Linked DNA regions of Homo sapiens: region 1 is linked to region 2. The links are chromatin contacts, found by Hi-C or POLR2A ChIA-PET in ENCODE. All regions are on one chromosome and are shown on one strand. The core of a region is the stretch at or near the end of the contact, and the rest is flanking DNA. Distances in the headings are between cores, read along the strand shown. Region 1 overlaps MICAL2 (microtubule associated monooxygenase, calponin and LIM domain containing 2). Region 2 overlaps LINC02547 (long intergenic non-protein coding RNA 2547).

Evidence for each region. Hi-C counts contacts between places; a loop is a spot of excess contacts on that map. ChIA-PET counts read pairs that join two places held with the same protein, here RNA polymerase II (POLR2A). Pooled maps may share reads with other maps.
Region 1: a loop to region 2 is called in a pooled map, with 2.9 times the contacts of the local background. The contact joins two enhancer-like sites. A Hi-C loop is called at or near these places in 1 of 168 maps with a recorded cell type or tissue (endothelial cell of umbilical vein) and 5 of 50 pooled maps. POLR2A ChIA-PET finds 5 or more read pairs at or near these places in 3 of 52 experiments (CD4-positive, alpha-beta memory T cell, WTC11 and activated CD4-positive, alpha-beta memory T cell).

What each region holds. Positions count from the first base shown.
Region 1 is chr11:12,211,753-12,219,065 of GRCh38, reverse strand. It overlaps MICAL2 (microtubule associated monooxygenase, calponin and LIM domain containing 2), which reads right to left. Exons shown (of 28, transcript NM_001282663.2): 7 at 5,656-5,811; 8 at 2,747-2,847. LOC124902634 (a long non-coding RNA gene) reads left to right here. Exons shown (of 3, transcript XR_007062598.1): 3 at 4,527-4,584. Among named protein-coding and RNA genes, the nearest start is that of MIR6124, 52 kb to the right of the region's middle. RefSeq lists enhancers at 1,194-1,694, 1,695-2,195. Within about 2 kb of position 2,690, at least 13 of the 41 ENCODE cell types and tissues checked have a DNase peak (open chromatin) inside an H3K27ac peak, as active enhancers do.
Region 2 is chr11:12,043,281-12,050,505 of GRCh38, reverse strand. All of the region lies in intron 1 of LINC02547 (long intergenic non-protein coding RNA 2547), which reads right to left. Among named protein-coding and RNA genes, the nearest start is that of LINC02547, 16 kb to the right of the region's middle. Within about 2 kb of position 2,970, at least 5 of the 41 ENCODE cell types and tissues checked have a DNase peak (open chromatin) inside an H3K27ac peak, as active enhancers do.

The DNA.
Region 1 (7,313 bases), core at 1,441-3,940, 170 kb before region 2:
AGTCTCCACTCTCTCATCTGTAAAAAGGGAATATCAAAACCTACTTCACAGAGCCACATGAGAAGATGGAATGAGTGTACACACGAAATCCCTAGCCCCATGTGGGAAGTGACCGATGAATGGGAATTCCTGTCCCCTGTAATTCATGCTGGCTCCAGATATGGCTTATGATGAAGTATATCCTGGACCCAGCCAAGGCACCCTCAATTACAAAGGTCTTGACAATCACAGAGTGCCGCATTTACAGCCAGAGTGACCACTGCCTCAATTTTCTGAGTAGCCATGATTTCAAATACCCTGTTCTGGAAACTCATATTTCCCCCATTCAAACCAAACCGCCCAAATTGCATCCAGCACTGGTCCAAGAGCTCTTTGTCAGGCCCCAGTGTCCAGGATGGAATTCCTGTTATTTGATTTCCTTTCTGATCCCTGTTTCCGCGGTCACATGATCACTTCTCTCTCCGAAGGCGTGGAGGTGAGATGGGGGAAGAGAGAAGGGAGAGGTCTCAAACACCCCCCCTTCAAAATATGACCCAAGCATCCCTAAGATGGAGTGGGTGACATTACACAGTGAAGACAGTGCCTGGCGTGGACGCCTCATGCAGGAGAGTGGGGACCTAGCAAAGGGAAGACACTAGGCTAGAGCTGGCCTAGGGCTGCTGTGGAGTCTCTTAGTGGCTGGAGGGTCCCAGATGAGTGGGGGGATGGAAGAAGGAGCAAAACCATAGGGAGCAGATGAGGACAAGGACAGGAGGACAGAATCCCAGCCCACACACGTATGGGCCAGCAGAGGCAGGGGCCCAGGGAGGCTCTGGGATGGGACATCCTCCCTGTGGGGAAGAGAAAGATGGGCACAGCTGAGAGCCCAGAGGCACGGCTGCTTGAAGAGAAACTTTACTCTTCCTTCGGTAGCCATGGAAAGAAGCCCAGAGATCAGCTGGAATCAATGGGGAAGCAGGAAAACCTCTTGTCCAGAGGTCAGTCATTCATTCAACAAACATTTACTTGGCACCTTCTGTGTGGCTATAGGAAGATATGGATCCATGTAGGGAGAGGAAAACAGAAAACTTGCCATTCCTCCAGGGAGCAAGAGAACAATGTAAATTTAAGCGGCTCAGGGAAGATGGGTTGGGAACTTGGCTGGACACCTGGACGCTCAGGCTATAGCTCTTGTTCCAATCAGGTGTCCAGCCTGTGGCCTCCAATTTCTTTCCCATCTTGTACCTTGAGGCTCCTCAGCACCAGCTCAGGAGCTGCTCCCAGGGGCCTCTGAAGGAGAAAGAAAGGCCTTGGTGAAGACAAGCATGGGCCTGGAGGGGCTTTGACAACCGCCAGGGAAGCGAGTTGCCATGAGCAAACACCTGGGATGACCTGAGGGTGACCTTAGCATCCCAGGAGGCCACGGTGCTCTGCAAAACACAAAACCCATCAAGCTTTGCCTGCCTGCCTAACCTCTCCTCTGCAAAGCTGCCCGCTACCCCTACACCCCTGCACCCCCCAGTTTCAGACTAAGGCGGCAACTTCAGGAGGCAACTTCTGTGAGGCAGAGGGAAGAAGGGGACGCCACCACTCCCAGACTGACAGTCAGCAGTGGGACACTGCTGAAGCCCATCGCCCACCCATCTGCTGGCGTGCTCAGCCCACTTCACCAAGCCCGCATTCACAGCCTCCGTCTACAACTCAGGCTCTCAGCAAAGACCTGAGCTGAAGTGGAGAAGGCCCACGGGGTGGCTGGGTTACTAATGCCACCCAGACGGCTGCCAGCACACGCAGGAAAGAAGATAGCTGCATTCTTCTCTGACAAGCAGCAATGAATGGCCACCGTGCTGCCTGGGCTCCAGGCTGACACCCAGACAGCAGGCTGAACTTGGGCAGTGTGATCCTTATCTTGAGGTTGCAGCAGCAGCAGTGACAGTGGCAGCAACTACAGGGGCTCTGGAAGGGTTGTACACCTGTCCGAAGAAGCTTCCAGTCAGGGGCCACTACTCCATGTTTCTTCCTTCCAACCCTGCTCCGTGCTTAAGCATGAAGTCGCAAGGCCACGAAGCAGAGGCCAGGAAGCCAGCAGGACAAAAAAGCCAGTGTGCAAACAAGGCTGAGAAGTTACAGAGGGAATCTACAAACCCACCCTCTGCCGGGCACTGTGCCAGGTGCTCTATATATATCTTCTGTTTGCTCCTTCCAAGAACCCTTTCAGGCAGAAACTATCATTCCTATTTTGTAGATAAGAAGACTGAGGTTCAGGAAGGATACACAGTTTGCCCACAGTCTGGAGGAGGTATGTGGCAGAGTCAAGATGCAGATCGAGTCTTTTTGACTGCATGAATAATGAAATTCCCCCACACTGTGACAAGGCTCCACAGCATGAAATTCACAAGTCAAAGGATGCCTATGTCTCATTAGGACAAGGAGCCCCCATCTGCCTCCAAATGACATGTGACCTCCCAGAGAAGAGGCAAGGCTGGATGAGACTTGGGAAGGAAAAGACTCAGTTGATCCACATTAACACCTGGTAAAGGTCTCACAGCAGCACACGTCCCTCTGCAGAAAATTCTCTGTGCATATTGGCGTGGGCTCCTTTATCCAATACTCATGTAACACCAAGAAAAAGAAGGGTGTAAGCTGGTGGCACCTTCCCCCCTCCTCCCCTCGCTCAGTTTCTGGCAGGACGACATCTGCCTTCACACCTGCTGATGTCACCAGCCCAGGTCGCGAAGTCGGGAAATCGCAGCCAAGAGGTACGTACGTTAATGATGACACCTTTGTCGAGCAGGCTCTGCTTCTTGGCTGTCATTACAAAATAGTGGGTGCAGTCCTTGTAGTAAACAATGTTCTCAAGATCTATGCCTGAAAAGAGAAGCATTCACAAGCTCAGTGTTACTTCCTCGGCACCAACTGTGTGCCAGGAACTGTACTTTGCCTCACTATTGGTCTTGTTATTTATCTGCAGAATATTCATGTTAGACCAGTTTTTAAGGCACACAAGGCTGGCAAAGATAAAACAGAGTGCCAGAATCTACCCAAGTCAAAGCAGCTAGCTTCTATAGTTCTATAGCGGCATTATTCCTGTTAAAACTCACAACGTCTGTAGGGGTTGTGGGCCAGTATAAGTTAGAGCCGGGTAATTGTGCAGAAAAGCCAAGTGCCGGCCATGGCCACAGAAGCTCAGCAATGACAGGGCTGGGATTTGAACCCCAGCCCATCTAGCTCCAAGTCCTGTCCACTGTGCCCTCCATGCGCCCATAGTAGCATAGAGCTGTGGGAATTCTCCAATGACTATGCCAAGGAATATTTCTACTGTTTCCCGGCTTGTATGTGAAAACCCGAGTGCAGTGGTAGGAACAACTCAGGTTAGAAGGCTGGGCTGTATCTTTTTGTGCTTTCCACCAATCACAAGACATTTTACACACTAAGTTCCTGCATTTAAAACCATGCTGTGCAATGAGAGCTTAGCTCCACGGTTCTCAAAGGGAGGTCTCTGGCCAACAGCATCAGCATCACCTGAGGACATACTAGCAATGCAAATTATCAGGGCCCTTCTTCAGACTCACTGAATCAGAAACCCTGGGGATAGGGCCAGCACGCTGTGCTTTAACAAGCTCTAGGTGATGCCAATTCATACTCAAGTGTGAGGCTGACTGGCTTATTTGAAGGGAGAGAAAGGAACAGGCACATGGCGACATATCAGCATTTACACAAGGCGTGCTGGGTAACCATAGGAGCACCTTTATTACGGTTAAATAGGAAACAGGCATCAATGCAGAGGGCCCCCAGGAGAATCAGGAAGGTCGCGACTGTCACTGTCTGAGGGCACTGTTGTGAAACGATGGCCGAAGGTGACAACCACAGCAAAGTTTCAAGGAAGTTCACTGAAACGTGGAAAAACCCACTCAATGTCCTGCTCTCATTTATATTGAGTGGCTTAAGTATTTATTTTCTTGGTTTTTTAGAGGAAGGGAGGGTTGGAGGATTCTCAAAGCATTCAAAAGGACACCATATGCTGGCAGGAAATATTCAAGCTTTTAATGGAATAATGCAATGGAGGTGAAACTGAGAGGGTTGTGCAGTGAGCACATACCCTCCAGGCCAGTGAGAAGTACAATCTTGCTCAACAACTAATGCCATTCCTAGGAAATGATGTTAAAGAAATAATTTAACAGAAGCAGTGTTATCTGTAACAGTAAATAACTGGAAGGCCTAAATCAGAGGTCAGCAAGTTGTGTGTGTGTGTGTGTGTGTGTGATGGACCAGCTAGGAAATATTTCTGGCCTGTGGGCCCTATGGTCTCTTTCATGATCTCTCATGGTGGAAGCAGCCATCAACAGTTATGTAAAGAAATGGACATGGCTGGGCGACAATCAGCTTTTATTTATGGATGCTGAAATTTGAATTTTAAATAAACTTCATGTGTCATAAAATATTCTGATTGTTTTATTCAGCCTATATATAAAACCATTCTTAGCTCGAAGGCAGTATAGAACCATGTGGCCAGCCATAGTTTGCTAATCCCTGGTTTCAATGCTTAGGCAGTGACAATACATCAATTTGATGAGATATTCCACAGCCCCTAAAAGTGACCACCAGAAGGATGATGTTTGGAATGTGACACTGAATGAGAAAAGCTGACTAAAGAGTGTGGACACTGCGATTTAAGCTACAGTCACATAACAAGCAAGAACGCTGGTGGAAAATTACAGAAAAGGAGTAGGTGAGTCTGAAGACTATTCTCGTGTGGGGCGGTCAGATTGCGGATGATTTATTTTCCATATACAGATTTTATTTAACATTGTTGTTACATTGCTTTTCAAGGAGAAATCTGTGTTTTTAATCAGGTTAAAAAGAAAGGAAAAGTATCTGGAATTTACTTAATTGGAGAGAGGTGACTCGTCCCCCTTTCCCCTCACCCTGTTTTTCTCTGCCGTCCCTATTACCACCTGATGAGTCACTGGTTTATTTGTGTATTGACTGTCTATTCTCGTAGAATATAAGCCCAGGAGGGACGGATTTTGTTTTGCTCACTGCTCATTCTCAAGCCCTAGAACAGCATCTGGCACACAGTAGGCATTCAATAAATATTGAGTGAATGAATCAATACCTCCTATCCTCTAGGCCCATGGCTGGGTGACAACTGGTGCCAGTACAGGTTATGTTCCTGGGCGTATCCAGATGTCCTTCTTGGGGAAGGGCAGTGCTGTATTGCACAAACTCACCCGGGAACCTTTAGGAACCATCCATAGGTGACTGGCTCCCTCCTTAGCATTCCCTAAATATCATGCTGACCTCAGGTGCGGTGCTGGCCACCTGCCTTAGGATGGTTTATACAGATATCCCTTACTGGACAGGGAGCCACTGTGGGAAGGATCGTGTCAACCTTCACTTTTTACCCAACACTGAGAATTGGCATGTAATGAGCACTCAGCAAATGTCCACTATCTCCTTTCATGTACAACATCCAGAACATTCCCTCAAGAATCTCTCTTGTCCCAGAAGGAATCCTGTCTGTATTCACTATCCTAGGGAAAATCATTGCTTCCACTCTATCAGAGTGAGTCCCTCGAGGCCCAAGAGCCCAGAAAGCCAGCACACGCCTCTGCACACTTTAGAAACTGCAAACTTTAGACCTTGGCCTGGTTGGGAGAAAGGTGAAGGTCCCACCTGTTTCTTCTTTAAGGTCCTGAAAAAATTTCTGATTGAAGATGAAAGCCACACCACTAATCTCTTCCACCTTGGCTTCCGCTGTGCTGTTTCTGTTTATGAAGTTGGCGGTGATGGCAATCGCCAGCTTCCCACGGAATTCTTTTCTTCTGAACCCTGCATGAGGAGAAATGAAAAAGTGGGTCTATCTTCTGGATTTGGTGTGAAAACTGAAAATGATTATTGGGAGAGCTGTTCCCAGATGCCTCCCAGGCCAGTGAAACCAGGATTCTGGATCTCTAGTGGACAGGAGCGGGCAGAAATACCGAAGTTTGCTCCCAAGGCTTTTAAAAGTCAGTGAGACTGTCCGTTTCTAAAATCTACAGGACCTGGTTAGGCTTCAATAAACAAAAGGAAAAGCGATCCTTCCCAACAGGCAGTCACAGGGTGTACCCTTGTAAGGATGTGTCAGGCATTGTTGCTAGATACACTCATGAGAGACCCACATGCACTTTGAATTTATAGGATGAAAACTACTCTGTTAGCATTTCTTATGGTGCCACCGCTCCTGACCCCCTTGAAAAGTAGATCACATTGAATTCCTGCAGGACAGGGATTTTAACAAATTTTCTTCATATCTCCAATTTTTTGGGTTGTATTATGTGCCTCTCCAACACACACACACACAAATTCATGTGTTGAAATCCTAACCCCAGTACCTCAGTATGTGACTCTATTGGAAATAGCGTCATTGCAGGTGTAATTAGCTAAGATGAGGTCATACTGGAGTAGGGTGGGACCCAGCTTACTCCAATATGACTGGTGTCCTTTGAAAAGAGGAAAATAGTACACCAGTTCCCAGTAACTGGCATTTAATACATCTACAATGCATGTATAAATGAATAAATGGAATTCTAGCTCTCATTCGTTTTTTGTTTTGTTTTGTTTTGTTTTTCAGACAGGGTCTCGCTCTGTTGCCCAGGCTGGAAAGCAGCGGTGCCAATCATGGCTCACTGCAGCCTCGACCTCCCAGGGTCAAGCGATCCTCCCACCTCAGCCAGCAAGTAGCTGGGACAATATGCATGTGTCACCATGACTGCCTTATTTATTTTTTTTTAAGTGTTTGTGGAGACACAGTTTCATCATGTTGCCCAGGCTTAGTGCTCTAATTCTTGTTTTCAATGATTTACATTAAAATTGCTCTTGAATGGCAGTGCTATGGAGGATCACAGCAGCTGGTGCAGGGTAAACGCACCTGACAGCAATAACTGAAGCGCACCTTTAGAAAGACCCTGTATGGCTGATGCACCTGAATGTGTGTTCTGAGCTGGGGAATCCAGGAGTGGCCAACCCCGAGACTTCTTCTTTGTCTATGAGGGACATTTGAGCTCCTGGCCCATCCCGTGGAACATGGACCATGCAGGGGGATCCAGGCCCTGAGTTCTGGGTTGGATGAAGGTTGCCAGGTGGAGGTTAAGAGGAGGGTGTTAAGTGAAAATGCTGAATAAACTGCATGCTGTTTGCAAGCAGTTGCGGTTTTCCTGCCCAGGTTGCCACCACTGGGCTGTTGTGCTGTCCAGCCCGCCGCCATTGGACCGTTTCTGCAGGGAAGCCGGGTCTCCTGTCCAACCCACTGCCACTGGACTCTCTCCCCTGTGAATCCCTAATAAAACCCCATG
Region 2 (7,225 bases), core at 1,721-4,220:
GCTTTGATTGATGTAAACCCAATGTCAGCCCCAGCTCCAGGCCTAAAAGGAGAGGCTGGGCTGAGGAAGAACACGTGTATATACACATACGTATTGATGTGTGCCCGTACATATGCATTTGCATGTATCCTTAAGGGTCTCTGGGTATGATTAGCATGAAGAGTAAGTTGGGGGGCTTATATGTGTGTCCTTATATGTGTTTATGTGTACAGGCATGTGAATGTGACTGTGTGTGCCTGTGTATGTGTGTGATGTGACACCCAGCCCTGTTTCTCAGACACCCAGTCCTCTTTCTAGACACCCCCTTCTTCTCCTCCTTGTACCTGTTCTTTTTCTTTTTTCTTTTTTTTTTTTTTTGACACAGAGTCTCGCACTGTCACCCAGGCTGGAGTGCAGTGACGCGATCTTGGCTCACTGCAACCTCCGCCTCCCAGGTTCAAGTGATTCTCCTCCCTCAGCCTCCCAAGTAGCTGGGATTACAGGCCCAGCTAATTTTTTGTATTTTTAGTACAGACAGGGTTTCACTGTGTTGGCCAGGCTGGTCTTGAACTCCTGACATCGTGATCTGCCCGCCTTGGCCTCTCAAAGTGCTGGGATTATAGGCGCGAGCCACCGCACCCGGCCCCTGTTCTTTTTCTTAACTGATTAAGGGGCTGGGGCTCAGATCTTGACACACTGTGACAGGCATTTCCTCTGCTCTGTTTCTTCTTGGTGCCTACCCACTGCTCCTTCCCAATTTGATGTTGACTTGTTGTGTAGACCAATGGAGTCCAGTTTTTGGTTACTGTGTTAGGACCCAGCAATTTGAGCCCAGGCTATGTTAACAGCGCTCTGTAAATGGTACCATGCACTGCCCCGGAAGGCCGCTGGTGTCACTTCTCGCTGACGTCACCCTGACTGCAGGATCTCCCTCACAGACCTCCGACTTCTGCTGTCAGTGCAATCCTCCCCAGGCCTTGCCAGTTTCCATGCTCAAGGCCCCGCCTGCCTGATGACCACCTGTCTCATTAAACTTAAGCAACTCAGCCTGGCTTCCAAGATCTGAGTATCTTCTTAGCAAATTCTCTTCTCAGGAAGTGTGTCCCCTTCCTGAGCACCTCGGCCAAGCTGCCCCATACTGTGTTAGCTCTGGCCCCTCCCTTACCCACCTCTGAGCATTTCTTTGCTCACGCTGTTCCTCTGCCCTCACACCATTCCCTGCTGCCACTTCTCTCTCATTGGCTCTGCCGGTCCAAACTCTACGCTGTTTCAAGACCAGTTCTAATCTCACCCACTTTCTCTACGAGGACTTAGAAGAGCCTCCCACCCCACACTACTTTCCCATCAGACTCTGGCTCACGGGATGACACACTGCCCTGTGTGTTGCCTAAGAATTGTTTTCAGGTTGCTTCATGGGCCTTATCTTGCCTTCTGACCTAGATTGCAATCTCCTTCTAGGCAAGAATCAAGCCCGGTGCAAGAATCAAGCCCGGTGCTGCCTTTGAACGAGATGTGGAACCCGACACAGGTCTGGACACAGTATAGCCAGGGGATGAGGGCTTGTGGGTGAGTGCACGCAGAAAGGCACACTCGGCTGGGGCGGTAAGGCCGCAAAACTGTGTCCTAGGCACTGCGTTTTGTGATTTATCTGTCTTAGCTCATCTAATAATAACTGTGGCGGCAGGGTGATATTATCCCCAGTTTAGAGATGAGAAAACAGAGATTGAAAGAGATTAAGTGACTTCTCTGAAGCCACAAAAGTAGTCCAGTTGTCTCTTGCTAACTGTGGGGGTTTGGTTGCCTGATCCCCTTGAATACCAAAGTCTGCGGATGCTCAAGTCCCGTGTCAGCCCTGCAGAGCCCTTGCATAGAGGACACTTTGCTTGTAACCAGCAAAATCAGGGGTTAATCCTAGGTGGGTCTGACTGCCTTTCTCATAACCTTGTAACAACCATATCCATGGGAGGCAGCATGCTAACAGTGAACTCTCTGAAATTCTAAAGCACACCCTACCCACAAGAGATCAGAGCAAGTTCTAGGGTGGCACTGTCCAACAGAACTTTCAATGATGGAAATGTTTATTTCTGTGCTGACATGAGAGCCACTGGCCACATGTGGCCATCGAGTACTTGAAATGTGGCTAATGAAGTAAAGAACTGGATTTTAAATTTTATTTTATCTTAATTTGTTTATTTATTTGAGACAGGGTCTTGCTCTGTCACCCAGGCTGGAGTGCAGTGGCGTGATCTTGGCTCATCGTAGCCTCAACTTCCTGGGCTCAGGTGATTCTCCCACCTCAGCCTCCCAAGTAGCTAGGACTATAGGTATGCACCACCATGCCCGGCTAAGTATTTTGGTAGAGACAGGTTTCAACAAGTTGCCCAGCCTGGTCTCAGACTCCTGGGGTCAAGAGATCTGCCCACCTCAGCCTCCCAAAGTGCTGGGATTATAGGTATGAGCTACCACCCCCCAGCCTGCTTATTTAATCTTAATTAAAACGTAAGTACTGTGGTCACATGTAGCTAGTGGCTTCCATATTGGATAGTGCTTCCCAACCACGTCCATGTCAAGTCAACATAGAAAATACTAATTACGCAATAATGAGACTGTTTGCTGCCAGAGGCAACTGGCTCAAGGGGTCCTGCCTTCCTGACCCCACCTAGCCTCCCTCAACAAATCTGTAGGCCACTTTAGGCACACTAGCTCTTCACAATGGTCAAGCTTCCTGCCAGCTCCCAGCCTCTGGGCCTGGAACACCAAAGTCATTGTGATCGTAAGAAATGCCAGCATAGGAGATGTGCAGGACCTTGTCAGTTCTTGCATGGTGTCCTTTCCTCCATTCCACACACAGTGCCTGGCCCTGGGCAGGGGCTGGGGTAAAAAGAACTCAGAGCCAGCCCTCACTAAGCACTCCCACGAGGCCATCTGATTCATATGCCCCAAACTGTTCTTTTTTGGCAGCACTTTGGCGCCCCCTCCTGGGCATCCTGCAGAGTTCAGGTGCGCATAAATTTGCCAGGAGGGGACAAGGACTTGGCCCTGGGACTGACCGCAGGGCTGTCAAAGACTTCCAGCCCCCCTGGCCAGCCAAGTGAGGGAATGCCTGCCCTTTTTCCAGGCCCAACTGGGGCAGCTCTTTTTCCTGCAGGGAAAAGGCACTTTACTGGCAGCCCTGGGGAAGAGGCAGGGGAGGCAGCTGAGTCTGGAAACGGGAGCATTCCAGAGCCCAGGCCTCTAGGCCCCTGTGCACTCTTCACACTGTGCCAACCCTGGATTTTCAGAGAGAAACCAGAGAGGATGGCTTGGCAGAGGCCCTTTTGGAGGTAACTGGGAAGCAGGAGAGGATGTGAAGTCAAGGCTGGTCTCTGAAGTGGAGGAGTTGGCCACAGGGAGAGAGGAGATAGGAAAGGACTTTGCAGTGGAGGGGGCAGCCAGGGAAAGCCCTGGAGGAGAAGGGGAGGGTGATCACCAGGGCATTAAAGCGGTCAGCGTGGCTGGAGTGGAGAGGTTGAGTGGAGATGAGGGAGGTGGTGAGGCTGCTGAGGTGAGGAGGCTGAGGTAGGAGGATCGAATGAGCCCCAGAGATCAAGGCTGCAGTGAACCGAGATCATGCCACTACACTCCCACCTGGGCACTGGAACAAGACCCTGTCTAAAAGAAAATGTGAAAACCATTCTTAGCTCTTAGGGCATACAGACACAGGTGGCAGGCAGAGTTTGGCTTGAGAGCTATAGTTCACTCACTCTCATTCTATCAGAAGGTGCCTGGATGGTGCATGGACAGGCCAACCCCTCTCCCACCCTCCAGCCTTTCCCCATCGCTTCACTTTCAAGTCTCATGCAGCCAGCCAGCCAGGTTTAAACACCACCTCCTCCAAGAGGACTTTTCTTACCTTCCCAGTCCAAGTTAGCCTCCCCCACTGTATTACTCCATTTTCACACTGCTGTAAAGAACTGCCTGAGACGGGGTAATTTATAAAGAAAAGAGGTTTAACTGACTCACAGTTCCACAGGCTTAACAGGAAGCATGACTGGGAAGCCTCATGACACTAACAATCATGGCGGAAGGCGAAGAGGAAGCAAGGACCTTCTTCACATGGTGGCAGGACAGAGAGCAAGGGAATCTACCACACGCTTTTAAACCATTAGATCTCATGAGAACTCACTATCACTAGAATGGCAAGGGGGAAAACAGCCCCCATGATCCAATCACCTCCTACCAAGTCCCTTCCTCCACACGTGGGGATTACAATTCTAGATGAGATTTGGGTGGGGACAGAGAGCCCAACCATATCACCCATCAACTTTGTGCCCCTTATAAAGTTACTGACCAGTAACTTACTGACCTCTGGGTGTGTATATGTGTGTGTGTATATATGTTTGTGTGTGTGTGTGCATGTGTGTGTATGTGCATGTGTGTGTTTGTATGTGTGTGGATATGTGTGTGTGTGTGTATTTGTGTATGTGTGTGTATTGTGTATATGTGTGTGAGCGCCTTTCCTTGCACCAGCCCTGTGCTGTGCCGTGCAGTAGCCACTAGCCACATGTGGCTATTTAGGGCTTGAAATGTGGTGAGTCCAAATTGAGATGTGCTGTGGGTGTAAAATACACACAGAATTTCAAGCAGCATAGAAAACAAGAATATAAAATATTTCATTAATTTTCCAGCTCTTAGGGAAGTTGATGAATTTTAATTACTGAATTTTATTTTAATTACATTTTAAAATGACAAGATATTGGATATATCTTATTAAATGTATTATTATTAAATTTATTTTTATGGTGTTTCTTTTTACCTTTTTTTTTTTTTTTTTTTTTGAGACAGGGTCTCACTCTGTCCCCTAGGCTGGAGTGCAGTGGCATAATCATGGCTCACTGCAGTCTTGAACTCCTGGGCTCCAGCAATCCTCCACCTCAGCCTCCTGAGTAGCTGGGACTACAGGGCACACCACCATGCCTGGCTAATTTTTATATTTTTTTGTGGAGACAGGGTCTTGTTAAGTTGCCTAGGCTAGTCTTGGACTCCTGACTCCAAATAATCTTCCCACTTCAGCCTCCCAAAGTGCTGGGATTACAGGCATGAGCCACCACACCTGTCCTTCTTATTTTTTATTTTTTTGAGACAGGGTCTCACTCCGTCACCCAGGTTGGAGTGCAGTTGTGTGATCACAGCTCACTGCAGCCTCATCTTCCTGGGCTCAAGTGATCACTACCTTAGCTTCCTGAGTAGCTGAACCTATAGGAGCGTGCCACCACACCTGGCTGATTGTTTTTTATCTTTTGTAACAACGGAATCTCCATATGTTACCTAAGCTAGTCTCCAACTCCCAGACCGAAGCGATCCTCCCATCTCAGCCTCCCAAAGTCCTGGGATTACAGGTGTGCACCATCACGCCCAGCCAGCCTGTGAGTTCTGACAGCAGCTGTGCTGGGTTCATTGTTGTCACTCCAATGTCTAGTGCACAGAGTAGGAGAGGGAGGGGACAGGCACAGGGATGTCTGAGGGCTTCCCACGCACCAGATGCTGTGTTAAGCCTCATCCATCTCGTTTTGTCCTCCCAGGAACCCTGTGCCAGGGATGGTGGCGTGGCAGCAAGGCGGAGAGTAGGAGGGCTCATTTAGGCCCCAGGCTACGGTCAGGGGTGAGGGGACAGGTAGAGTCCTCTCTGCTTTGTAGGCCTCCTGGGTTTCTAGACAAGAGGACACCACCCTCCTGCCACCACTTTGCATACTTCCTGGGTCACCGTCTTCCCAACTGGGGCTCAGCCATGGCCATTGTGAAATTTGTTCTGTCTCCTCTCAGACTCTGCCTCCCACTCCCATATCCAGACACGTTCCTGCTAGTGACAGCCACATGACCCTCCCAATAACCACACGCCCAGCCTGGCAGCCTTCCTGGGCCTCAGGAGTGTGGTAACTTTGGAGAAGGGCTTCTGACTCAGGCAGCTGAGCTTGCTGCCAGGTGGGGACTGGCTCTGGTCTCAGTGTATCTCTGGGCCCCTTCCCAATCCCAAAATGAAAGTCCCTCTTCAGGAGTGTAACCATCCAGGAACCAGCCCTCAGCTCAGCACTGGGTAGTGTCTGCTCATAAAAATGGCCACAAGGTGGCACTGTTCCCACAGCCATTCCCTTCCCCCACGGCAAGACCACGGGTCACACCTGCATCCAACAAAAATATTACAGCTTTTGGAAGAGGTTTTCCCTGGACTGGTTGGTGAATTTCATTCTCAGTCTTCAGCTGCCAAAGGTTGTTTAGACTCGGGAATTCTGCTATAAAAAATGGTCATCTCTGAGTGCACACTTAAAAGTCAAGCAGGTTATGACTCATTGTCAATCCCCCTGCAAAGGAATTCTGTCCTGAGAGGCCTCGTGCACGCCTGACACATACAAGAGGAATGCACACACGTTAAGCAGAAAGCACGTGGGTCTTCCGTGTGCAGACACGAAGGCCGGGAAGAATGGCCCTACAGGTGATCTAGCCGTGTTCTGGTTTTCTTTTTTTGTTTTAGCCTTAGGATTTTTATTTAGGAAAAACAACAAAACAAAACAGAAGCCACTGCCCTGACTATGGAGTAGCCATTCTTTTATTTTCTTACTTTGTTAATAAACTTACTTTCACTTTAAAAGAAAAAGAAAACCAAAAAGACCTCACATAGAAGCCAAATAAGTAAAATGAGGGTAAAATTTGAAAAATATATGGTGGTTCTGGTTGCAGATGTGGGGATAAAAGAATCTCTTCCCAGTGAAGAATTTTCTAGAGCAGAATTTGAAATGTATCCATCTAGTCTCACTGGCTTATTTTATAGGAGAATAAACTGAGACTCAGAGAGGAAAATGACTTGTTCAAGATCACATACTACTTTGGAATGTTTTCATTTTAAATGAAAGTCTCAAAAGGCAGGTATTTTCACTGAGAAACAAAAACAGTTTTTATTTTCTCTGACATATGTCCAGATGCTCTTCAAGTTACGGTGACCCGGGGCACAGGAAGAGTACTGCCTGACACTTCTACACAGCTCTGTTCATTTCAAATGCTTTCAGCATCTGTTGCCCTGTCTGGCCCTCACAATACCCCTTAGAGTTTGGCAGGGCAAATGGATACCCCATTTGTCTGAGGCGAGACCAAGGCACAGAGACGGAACTGGGCTTGCTTTAGGACACAAAGTGAGTGAGTGTCACTAAAAAATAAAATAAAAGACTAGCATCCAGGACTCCAGCAGCAATCCTACACAATCGTCTAGAGTTAA